4 separate regions of the Mus musculus genome follow, and all the other regions are linked to region 1. The links are chromatin loops, found by intact Hi-C in ENCODE. Cell type or tissue: heart. All regions are shown on one strand. Region 1 has its middle 84 kb from the start of Pgbd5. Region 2 has its middle 19 kb from the start of Gm30081. Region 3 overlaps Gm29897 (a long non-coding RNA gene). Region 4 overlaps Galnt2 (polypeptide N-acetylgalactosaminyltransferase 2).

Region 1 (2,500 bases):
CTAGACCTGCCCCATGCACACTAAACCACTCTTTGTAAACTAGACCCACCCCTTGCACACTAGGCACACCCCTTGTACTCTATACTGCCCCTTGTACACTAGACCTGCCCCTTGCATATTAGAGCCACCCCTTACACACTAGAACCACCCTTTGACACTAGACCTGCCCCTTGCACCCTAGACCTGCTCCTTGCACACTAAACAACTCCTTGTAAACTAGAACCACCCCTTGCACACTAAACTACTCCTTGCTCACTAGACCCACCCCTTGCACACTAGATCCGCCCCTTAGGCCAGTCCAAAATGGGAACCCTGTGCTCACTTGCAAGAGGGGCATTGTGGGAGAGGTGAGTGAGGAGGGCATTGTGACCCTGTGTTACACCTAGTGGTCCTCCAAGGAGCAAAGACAGGACTGTGAACTCATGAACTTCCCACTGGAGACATTGAATATGCTCTTCAGCAAATTGGACAACCTTGCAGACTGTAGCTATTCTCATCTGCCTCTCGGGGACCTTCAGTGCCCTGGTGGGAGTAGAGGTGGGGCTGTCCAGGAGTCAGGAGGCACAGCCCCTTACCTGCTCGGCTGAATTCCTGTAAGTCAGTCATGGATGCTAAGCCATTTCTCCATGGCAGGAAGAACTGTGGGGCTAGATAGAGTTTTTCAAGAGAGCCAAGTTGTCTGGCTTGGGACGTAATAAGGTGCTAGGGAAAATGGTGGGCTTTGGGTGTGACTAGACCTGACCTCCTCCTTCTCATAGCTGAGCCACTAGCCTGCGTCATTGCCAATCTCCGCTGTAAACTGGAGGGCTGAGATTTGGGCTGTGCACAGCCCAGGTCCAGGTGAGGTCCTTGGCCTCATCCAGTGTCCCTGTGATGGTGGCTCAGCTTGTCCAGTCCCAAGGTTACACTTGCTACTCTTCTCCACTGTAGGCTCCCATCAGATCGGGGGTGGGGTGGGGGGGGAGGGCGGCATGACAACCTACCACCTCTCCCCGTCTCTAAGATTCAGTTGTCCTTCGGCACACTGTGAGCTTATCCTCTACTGGAAAATACGGTTGTAGCATCACGGACCCCTCAAGTGTCCCAGTGCCTCACAAACCTAGACACGGTGACCAGGTGAAGGACTGTGGGGCTCTGCAGCTCCTTTCCTTTCCCATCCCCGCCAGGTCACCCAGTTAGTCCCAGTGACCGTGTTGTTGCTGGTCTCACGTGGGGCTGTGTCTTCTATAATTCCAGCTGCCCACACTCCCCAGTCCACAACACTATTTGGTCTGTTTTGTGCTAATTTGAGGTTCTGCTGCCCTCTGCTGGCCAGACCGGGAACAGCCTCACCCAGAGGTAGGGACATTTCCCAGGAAAGAAAGGCAAAAAAACCTAGGTTTAGAAGATCATGGGATCCAGGTAAGATCAGGCTGTCAGATCTGTTGCTGTGTTGTTACCCTGACACTTTTGAGGTTAGACACAGCACCTAAACCTGCCCCTCTCCCAGGCCCAGTTCAGTCCACCCATTCCAGGGCAATAGCCTTGGATTCTTAGGTACCCTATACTCTAATGTCCTTAGAGGCCTCAGTGACTCCTTCTCAAGATCTTCAGATATTGTGCTTGGCTGCATGGGATCATAAAGGAATTCCCCACCACATACCAGCTTCCCTGAGCCCGCTCAGAATCAGACCGGATTGCAGAGACCGCACTGTCCTATTAGCACCTGGTACAGACACCAAGGTTACCGTGGGCTTCTTGGGTCAAACACCTACTCACTGTCTAGAGAGCTAACGGGCGCAGTCTCAGCAGCCCCTTGCCCCGCAGAACTGTCTCGAACACGTTGAGCTCAGGAGCATCCCTGTGGGGCAGCTCAGAGGTGCTGGCCCATATTTGCCAGGGTCACATAAGGTTTGCTCCAGGAACAAAGGCACTCAGCTTGTGAAGTAACACCTCCCTCCTGACCTGCCACAGTACCTCGGACCCAGTGACAGTGAGTGACAGCCCATGTGCCCCAAGCCTTGGCTTTTACTGTTAGTGCTCTGGGCAAGTGAGAGGTCTGGTTTTCTCCTCTGTGCTGATGAGTGTTCTTCTTACACCTCGGGGTCTGGGATTTGGTGTTCCTCCGTGGTTTGATTTAATGATAGTTGTAGTCTGCTTGCTTCAGGTGCCCTTCTCTCTCAAGGCAGCCACAGCCATGTGTTCCCATGAGCCCCAGCTGTGCCTTGAATGTGGTTTGTGCCCCCCAGCCCCACCCCAATCCCACCCCCACCGGACCCCAACCCTCTACATGCTCAGCTTCTGTTTGGAGGATCTTACTTCTGACCTGCATAGTCCAGGCTGTCCTCAGACTCACAATAAAGTTCCTTTCACCGTGTACTCACACATGCACACATGCGTGCACATGAACGCACGCACACGCACACGCGCACACACACACACACACACAGGGATGACAGGTATATTCCACCATGCCTAACTATGTGTTGAAATTCAGTGCCCACTGGGAGGCTTCAAGGGG
Region 2 (2,500 bases), 180 kb before region 1:
CACTGCCTTCATTCTGATGCCCTCCTGCCTTAAACTCTGGGGCAGGAGCTGTTCAGCTTTGCTCTTTTTCTAAAGCCGGTGCCCCACCCCCCACCCATTCAAGGCTAAAGTCACCAAGATAGGGTAGCTATTTTTAAGATTCTAGGTACCGGCAGGCCTCTCAAGCAGATCACCTCATCATGGGACTGTCCCAGAGTGGAAACTGAGGCTCTCCCCTAAGCAGGAGCAGCTGGAGGTAACTCTACTTCCTTTCCTTTCCTTTCCTTTCCTTTCCTTTCCTTTCCTTTCCTTTCCTTTCCTTTCCTTTCCTTTCCTTTCCTTCCCTTCCCTTCCCTTCCCTTTCCTTCCCTTCCCTTCCCTTCCCTTTACCTTCCCCTTCCCCTACCCCTTCCCCTTCCCCTTCCCCTTCCCTTCCCTTCCCTTCCCTCTTTCTTTCTTTCTTTCTTTCTTTCTTTCTTTCTTTCTTTCTTTCTTTCTTTCTTTCTTTCTTTCTTTTCTTCCTCTCTCCCTTCCTTCCTTCCTTCCTTCCTTCCTTCCTTCCTTCCTTCCTTCCTTCCTTCCTTCCTAACTTCTTATTTATTTTCGTTAAGGTCCCCTTAAGCCTTTTGAATTTACAGGCTTTGAATTTGGAATCCTCCTCCTCCCATGTAGCGAGGGTTACAAGCACGTGTCACTAGGTCCTGGAGTTTCTCTTCAGGCTGCTACAGAGCCAGTGCCCCTGGGAAAGCATGTGGGAAGCAACTCTTCTTGGGATGGTGGAAATCCTTTTCCCTGGTTGTCCATCTCAGGATGTTAGAGACAGACTCCCTTACCCAAAGCAATACCAGGCAACCCACAACTGAGAAACCAAGGGGCTCGGGATGACAGAGTGTTCCCAAGTGCTTGTTCAGGAGCATTGGAGATACTGCATTCAGAAATGTATCTGCTTCAAAAACCACAGCTCCCACTCCGGGGCCTTTCTGCAAAGCCGTTCTCTTTTCAGTGGAGTAGTCCCAGCTGTGTGGCTTTGAGCGCTGTGACCACAGAGAATAAAGAAGAGTTGAGAGGAGAAGCGCAGAGGATGGATCACCAAGGAACTGCCGGCAAGCAGAGGGCAGAGCCTGTCTGAACCGTTGCACAAAGAGACAGGGCTGAAGGTGATGTCTGGGAGTTCAGAGGCCCGAGGCAGTGGGAACTCCAAACCTGCAGAGGAACTTACCATGCATAGCAAGGCTGCCTTTAAAAGATTCTGGTCAGCGGTCGTGTAATGCTGGGCTTACAGAGCCAAATCCTCACCCATGGGATCTCTGCAGGATCTCCAAGGCGCTGGTCCTGGGCACAATTCCAGCTTCTTCTTAAAGGCCCATAGCATTTGGATATTCCATAGCCAGGCAGCTGCATTCAGAAAATTACTTTCTTGGAAGCATCTTTCTTAGGCACCGTCCCTCCTGGCCTCTGTGTTTCCTACCATTTAGGTGATGTGCTGTGTGCACACGGTGTATATGTGCTCTGTGCATGTGTTCTGGGTACTGCTAGCACATCTGTGTGTGCAGATGGCTGTGGGACAGCAGCTCAGAGACTGTTTCTGTTGGCACGGAACACTCTTTAGAGCCGCAATGCTGCTCAGTGTATTTTCCTCCAACTCGAGAAAACCCAGCCAGCCAGGTTGCACAGTGTTCTCAGCCACTTTGCCAGAGCAGCACAAGCTGGTTCCAGCCATGCTGGAAATGGCACTGCACACAGTTAACGCACTTGCATTTTGTTCAGGTGCCTAAGTGTCTTTCTAGATAGTGCCTTGGGAATGGCCCTGAAGCCAAAAAACTTCTAAAGGGACCAGAATCCTTAGTGTGGATCACATTCTGAAGATGTCCTCACATCCATGTGACATCAAGAGAAAAACAGAGCCTCACTTCTTGGTGGTCCTCTCTTTACCAAGCCCCTTTGTTGCCCTAAGAGGTTGGAACAAGGTGGGGCAAGCACATGTCACCAGTGCCCACCATCGGGCCACACCAGCTCTAGTCAGTGAGGTGATTTAGGGAAACTTTAAATAACTTCTCTTCCACCAGCAAAGGTACCCGAAGAACACTAAAATACTCTTCATCACAGGGAATCACCCAGAAGAGGAGAGCTGTTGAGGGTGTGCCACAGAGTTAAGTCCAAGTCTACATTTGCAGTCACAGGCTCCTCCCTCTGAGACTGTTACTGTTGGGCTAATGTGATTATTCAGCCCATACATCCAGAGTTGAGCAGCACTCACCACAAGTCACCTCCAGGAATCTGAGTCTAAATGCTGCTCTGGGGGCTGGCTTGGAAGAAAGCTTTGCTTGTGGGTTTAATTTTCTGACACTTTGATTGGGAAATATGTCGGGCATGAAAAATAGGAACGTCAGGCTAGAGAAATGGCTCAGTGTTTTTGCCCGAATAATATATTTATTGATTACTTGGGAGTTTCACATAGTGCAACCTGATGACATTTACTTTCCAGTGTTCCCAGGTCCACTCCCTATCTGGGTGACCTCTC
Region 3 (2,500 bases), 300 kb before region 1:
TTGAACTTGCAGTGTTGTTGAGGACGACCTGAGACTTTCTTCTACTTCCTGAGTTCAGAGATACTAACAGTCATGCACCACCACACTTGATTCATATGGTCCTGAGTTTGAACACGGGCTCTACATGACAGGCAGTGGAGCTACATTCACAACAATATTTAAGAGTTTTTTGTTTCTGTTTTTAATAGTGTTATAGGATATTTGAAAAAGATTTACTTTTTTCTACTTTATGAAGTGTTTTGCCTGTATATATGTGTGTATACCTTGTATATGACTGGTCCCCAAGGAGGCCAGAAGAGGACACTGGAGCCTCTAGAACTGGAGTGACAGATGGCTATAAGCAGCCGTGTAAGGGCTATGAGCAGAACCCAGATCTTATGGATGAATAGCTAGTACTTTTAACTGCTGAGCTATCTCTACAGTCCCACAACATTAATTTTTATTGATTCTTTGATAAGGGAGCCATATCATTTTCTTTTTAATTTGTTTAATTGCTCAAAGTGTATTTTTTACATCACCTATTTAAGTTTATTCTGTAAAATTTGTTTACATAATAGTTTGTTTCTTATTTAGACTATTCTTTCTCACTGACTGTAGAATTCATTTCGTAAAGTCTTCTCATACCCTCGTTTCATTCAGTCAGAATGTAGACTTTTGAAAATGATTTTAAGGATAACCCATAAGAAATTTCTCTCCCATAAAAAATTTTGTTTTTGTTAACGTCTGATGTAGTCCAGGATTGTCTTGCTCTCCCTTGTGAAGTGTACACTGGCCTTGAATTTACACGATGCTCCTGTACAGTATCCCTAGTACTGGCTTAACAGGGAGCCCCACAATATACCGGACCTCACCATATCACACATTTAGTTTTCAAAACTACCTTTTCGAGTTACTCTAGGTGGAACAGATGTGAACTAGATATTTTAGATAGGAAAAGTGTGTTTTATACCTTAAACCTGATTTTATTCCTTGCTCTGGCTAATTCAGAAGGAAACAGCTTTGCGTGACTAGCTTGTCTCTTTTTCCCTTGCTTAGGCCTTCAGAACTGGGCAGCTAGAACTGGCTTTTAGTGGGAAAGTACCCTTTTGCTTCTTGCTATGTACTGACAGATTTCATTTTACTTAAGTTGCTTCAGGGGATGCGGAGATGTGCAGGGAGCATTATCAGTCTTTCAAGGCCTCCTGTTATTGACGATGGAACTGAGGCTATAATCTCTGGCCTGCTCTGCCCCACAACCTGATAGAGCAGTGTCTGATTTGTATTCTGTTGCAGGTTCATCAGATGACACAGGACAAGCCAAGCGATGATCTGCTCCTGGTTAATCAGTTGTAGGCACAGCAGTTCCTCAGGTGTCCTGATGGTGGTGCTGTGGTGCTGCTCAAGGACCTCTGTGGCCAGAGAACTTGCCCTTAGATTGAGGGGATTGAGGTCTTGAGCCTCCTCAACTGTGCTGTGCCGGAAGGGCAGCCCAGACAGGCTTCCATTCTAGAAGTGGTTATTCGTGCCTCAGCCACTTGGCTGACCCTAAACCTTTCCCTGCATGTGCTTTGATGTGCTTTGCTGATTCAGAGGGCAGAAGAGCATCTACCAGTGACACCTGTGGAGAGACTCAAACTAGGGTGGTCTGCCAGAGAGTCACAACACAGAGACCGAGGCAGAGGGACTGATGCTGGGGTAGTAACTCTGTAGACATGCTTTAGCTCAAACCCCAAGCCATTCAACAAGCACACACTATCCCTGCAAAAGCGAGGTGTGAGGATTCAGTTCTGGGGCAATGTTTACTTTCTAGCACAGCCATTGATAATGAGTGACAAAAGCAAGGCTGGGAGGGGAAACCTGCCTGTGTGGCAGGAGCTGACCCACAGAGTGCAGGTCGTTGACATACAAGAACTGGTGGAAATCACTTGTCCTGTTGTGGACATGTGGTGGGCGTTAGGTGTGAGGGGATCTGGGGCTGAAAGGCTCCACATGGGGATCCCTGCTCTTTCTTTGAAGGCACTGCTGGGGCCGTCAAGAATGGAGAGGGGGACACCAAAGGGGACATAGTCATTTGCTGCTCTCAGCTACTCCTCGTGCGCCACAGTAAATGATCTCTAGGGCCTGTCCTCTGCAGCTTTCTCTCCTCAGTTCCTCACAGACCCTGTCCTTTCCCGTTCACGTTCTCAGGGGCGCTTTCGAGGCAGGCCTCAGGGATTACTCTGATTTATTTCTGGTGTGCTTGTACCCTCTGAGCTCACTCTCTTTATTTGAGGCAGAATCTCATGCAGCTAGAGCTGACTTTGATTTGCTGCGGAGCCAGTGCTGACCTTGAACTCCTGATCCTCCTTCCTCAGCTGCTGAGATGCCAGGCTTGCACCAGGAGTGCCCAGCTCGCCGCTCCCACTTTTGTTTTAAAAAGCCCCTGTCCAGAGGCAGCTTTATCACTTCGTAATCCTCCATTCTCTTGAGCATCTTCTGAATGCTAATCCTCTGTTTTATATTTCACCTTCCCTTCCCGTAC
Region 4 (2,500 bases), 63 kb before region 1:
GGGAATAGGCCACCTGCAGGCTTAAGGGGAGGAGCCCGGGCAGTCCTCTCAGCCCCAGGGGAGCCAGCCCTGTGGCCCGTAGGCCTCCCATGCCCAGAGCTATGAAACATAAACACCTTCCCAGACTGGGGTCCTTTCAGGGCATCCTCAGATTCAAGCGATATCTTCTAGGTTATAAATTAACTTCAAGACATGAATGTAGACTATACCTTCTCAGTGTGAGGACCTGCAGCCTTTGCTGGTTAGACTGTTGTCTGGGGTTTTGTTTCTAGCACAAAGACCCTCTGGGCAGGCTGAAGTTCTGTCGCTTTGAGTGCAGGCCCTGGGGAGGGAGCATGCTTCTCTCTGTAGTGTAGACATCACTGGGCTTTTGCTGAGGTTCTGCTGGGAAGTTGGGTTTTGCCCACCTCTGGTGCCATCAGATTCCTTCTCTGAGTCGGGGGCCTTGGTTTCTGCTGCAACCCGTAGGAAACAGGCCTCTGAGGTCATGGTCTCTCACTCCAGGGGCCACTACAGGTGACCTGTGCAAAAACTGAAAGTCAGAATATAATCCAATAGGCAGCTTTTTCAGGATGACTTAGTTCAGAGGTTAAGATAGATAAAGTCTCAATTATCCACGTGCTTAAAAAAGACTGGTACTTGGGGGTTTGTGGATAGGTCTCCCTTGCCCAAAATGTTATATGTATGTTGTTTAGCTGCACAGAGTCTCCTCTGTGGGACTGTTAGAACTCTCCCAGTTATGGGCAGAGCATGGCTCTGTGAGGCCCGCAGTTTTCTATGAAAGCGGATTTATAACCCCAGATCAGGTTCCGAAGAAACAGCACCCGAGGGATGGGCTACGGGCCTCGCAGAACATTCTAGTCCATCATGGGGCCTGAGGAGATGGCTTGGTTGGTAAAGTACCTGCTATGCAGGCATGAGAAGCTGGGCTCCCAGAACCGGTATGAACAGGCTGGGTGTACTGGCACATGCTTGTACTCCTTCTCATTGCTGTGGTCTGTGGGCCGCTGCACAAGCTCTAAGTCACCAAGAGACCCTGTCTCTGAGAACAAGGTGGGAAGACCATGAGGTTGGCCTCTGGCTTACACACACACACACACACACACACGCAGGCACACATGCACACACATGCACACACATGTACACACACTGAGAAAGCTATGCCAGAGTGTAGACAAAGGTTCATTAGAACAAGGACTCCCTTTGTATGGAAGCCCTGTGCTGGATGAGAGGACACCATCTGCTGGTTGCCTGGAGCAGCCTGCAGCTGTGTGACAGTGACTGACACTGGAGGCAGCTGGCTATGGACTTGAAATGTACGGAGACCTAACCCCTTTTGGGTAGTGTGTGTGTGTGTGTGTGTGTGTGTGTGTGTGTATGCAGCAGCAGCCTTGGGAGTATCTGCTTCCTTGCCCATATTGGGCAGCTCCCAGTGGTTATAGGGTGAGGCCTGCGTCCAGGTCATACTCATGTCAGGCTGGGAACCAGCACCAGCAGCCCCACCTGCTGTTTTTCTAGGAAGCCCTTTGTTTGCAGCTGCCTACAGGTAAAGGCAGATAAAGGCCCTCAGCCCGTGGGCAAGGTAGATTGTCACACAGGTGTGAACTGAAGGATGGGGAGGGCCAGCCTTGGGCTTCAGGCTTAGGAGACCATGCTGTTTTCTTTGGTTATCTGTGAGCCACAGGGCAGGCAGGCCTGTGGGCTGGCCAGGGGCTCCTCTGTGTGTGGGGGCTGAGTGGATGAAACAGGGCATCCTCTGACCTCACTTGACCTGAGCAGGGCACTAAGGCCCCACACGGGGGCTGTTGCCCTGAGCTGTCACCCGAGAGTTGCTCTTCTCTGGTGACCTTGGCTTCTCATTTCTGAGGCCGAAATGCTCAGTGCTTCCTGGAGCTCACTAGAAGCATCAGGAAAAGGCAGGAATCCGGAGTTCAGTGAGCCCAAGGCCGATGAGAATTTCCCTGCTTACTTCAGGTCTCTCTTTAGCTCTTGCTTCGCCTTCTTCCTGCCGTCTGAAGAAGCCCTTCAGGATGTAATCTGGTTAGATTGAGATCCACCAGACTTTCCTAATGGGGGGAGGAGGAAGCCACTCTGCTTCTTGATTGGTCCCTGAGGGCCACATCCAGGGTATGGGGTACTGTGATTTCAGGATGCCACTGTATCCAGTGTCTATGTGGTTCCCACTAGGTAGACTGTTATGTGATGTGATGAGCTTATGATCACATGTGGAGTGTGGCCAAACGTATCAGTCATTCTGAAGAGAAACAGTGAGGTCACCTACCTACCTACAAGCAGGCAGCCTCCCTCTCCTCCAGAACAGCAACGCACTGGAGGGGGCATAGCCAGCTTGCCTGGCTCTTGGTAGGATCCTCATGCCTGCCTCTGGAAAGGGCATAACCTTCCTTGACATGGGGGAGGCTGAGTGGATGTCTCTGGAAGCCAGTGGTCACCCACCAGGTGCCCGGTGTGTCCCAGGACCACCACTACCATCCTGATGGGT

Evidence for each region. A loop is a pair of places that touch in the nucleus more often than their neighbours do. Peaks named below come from ENCODE experiments on the same cell type or tissue, not always from the same donor. Only the 100,000 strongest peaks of a DNase experiment are listed, where the experiment ranks them.
Region 2: it touches region 1 in a loop (2.4-fold over the local background); 3 of 42 quality-filtered maps call a loop at or near these places.
Region 3: it touches region 1 in a loop (6-fold over the local background); 41 of 42 quality-filtered maps call a loop at or near these places.
Region 4: a loop joins it to region 1, with 2.1 times the contacts of the local background. A loop is called at or near these places in 8 of 42 quality-filtered maps.

What each region holds. Positions count from the first base shown.
Region 1 is chr8:124,348,636-124,351,135 of GRCm38, forward strand. No RefSeq gene overlaps it. Among named protein-coding and RNA genes, the nearest start is that of Pgbd5, 84 kb to the right of the region's middle. In heart, a CTCF peak has its summit at 1,318 (motif pointing left); a DNase peak (open chromatin) is centred at 1,276; H3K27me3 peaks cover 220 bases.
Region 2 is chr8:124,170,755-124,173,254 of GRCm38, forward strand. No RefSeq gene overlaps it. Among named protein-coding and RNA genes, the nearest start is that of Gm30081, 19 kb to the left of the region's middle. In heart, no CTCF peak of the experiment used is centred here; DNase peaks (open chromatin) are centred at 1,157 and 1,577; H3K27me3 peaks cover 542 bases.
Region 3 is chr8:124,050,916-124,053,415 of GRCm38, forward strand. The region is part of intron 1 of Gm29897 (a long non-coding RNA gene); the gene reads left to right. Among named protein-coding and RNA genes, the nearest start is that of Gm29897, 2.7 kb to the left of the region's middle. In heart, no CTCF peak of the experiment used is centred here; a DNase peak (open chromatin) is centred at 1,376.
Region 4 is chr8:124,285,454-124,287,953 of GRCm38, forward strand. All of the region lies in intron 1 of Galnt2 (polypeptide N-acetylgalactosaminyltransferase 2), which reads left to right. Among named protein-coding and RNA genes, the nearest start is that of Galnt2, 55 kb to the left of the region's middle. In heart, a CTCF peak has its summit at 1,240 (motif pointing left); no DNase peak of the experiment used is centred here; H3K27ac peaks cover 1,913 bases.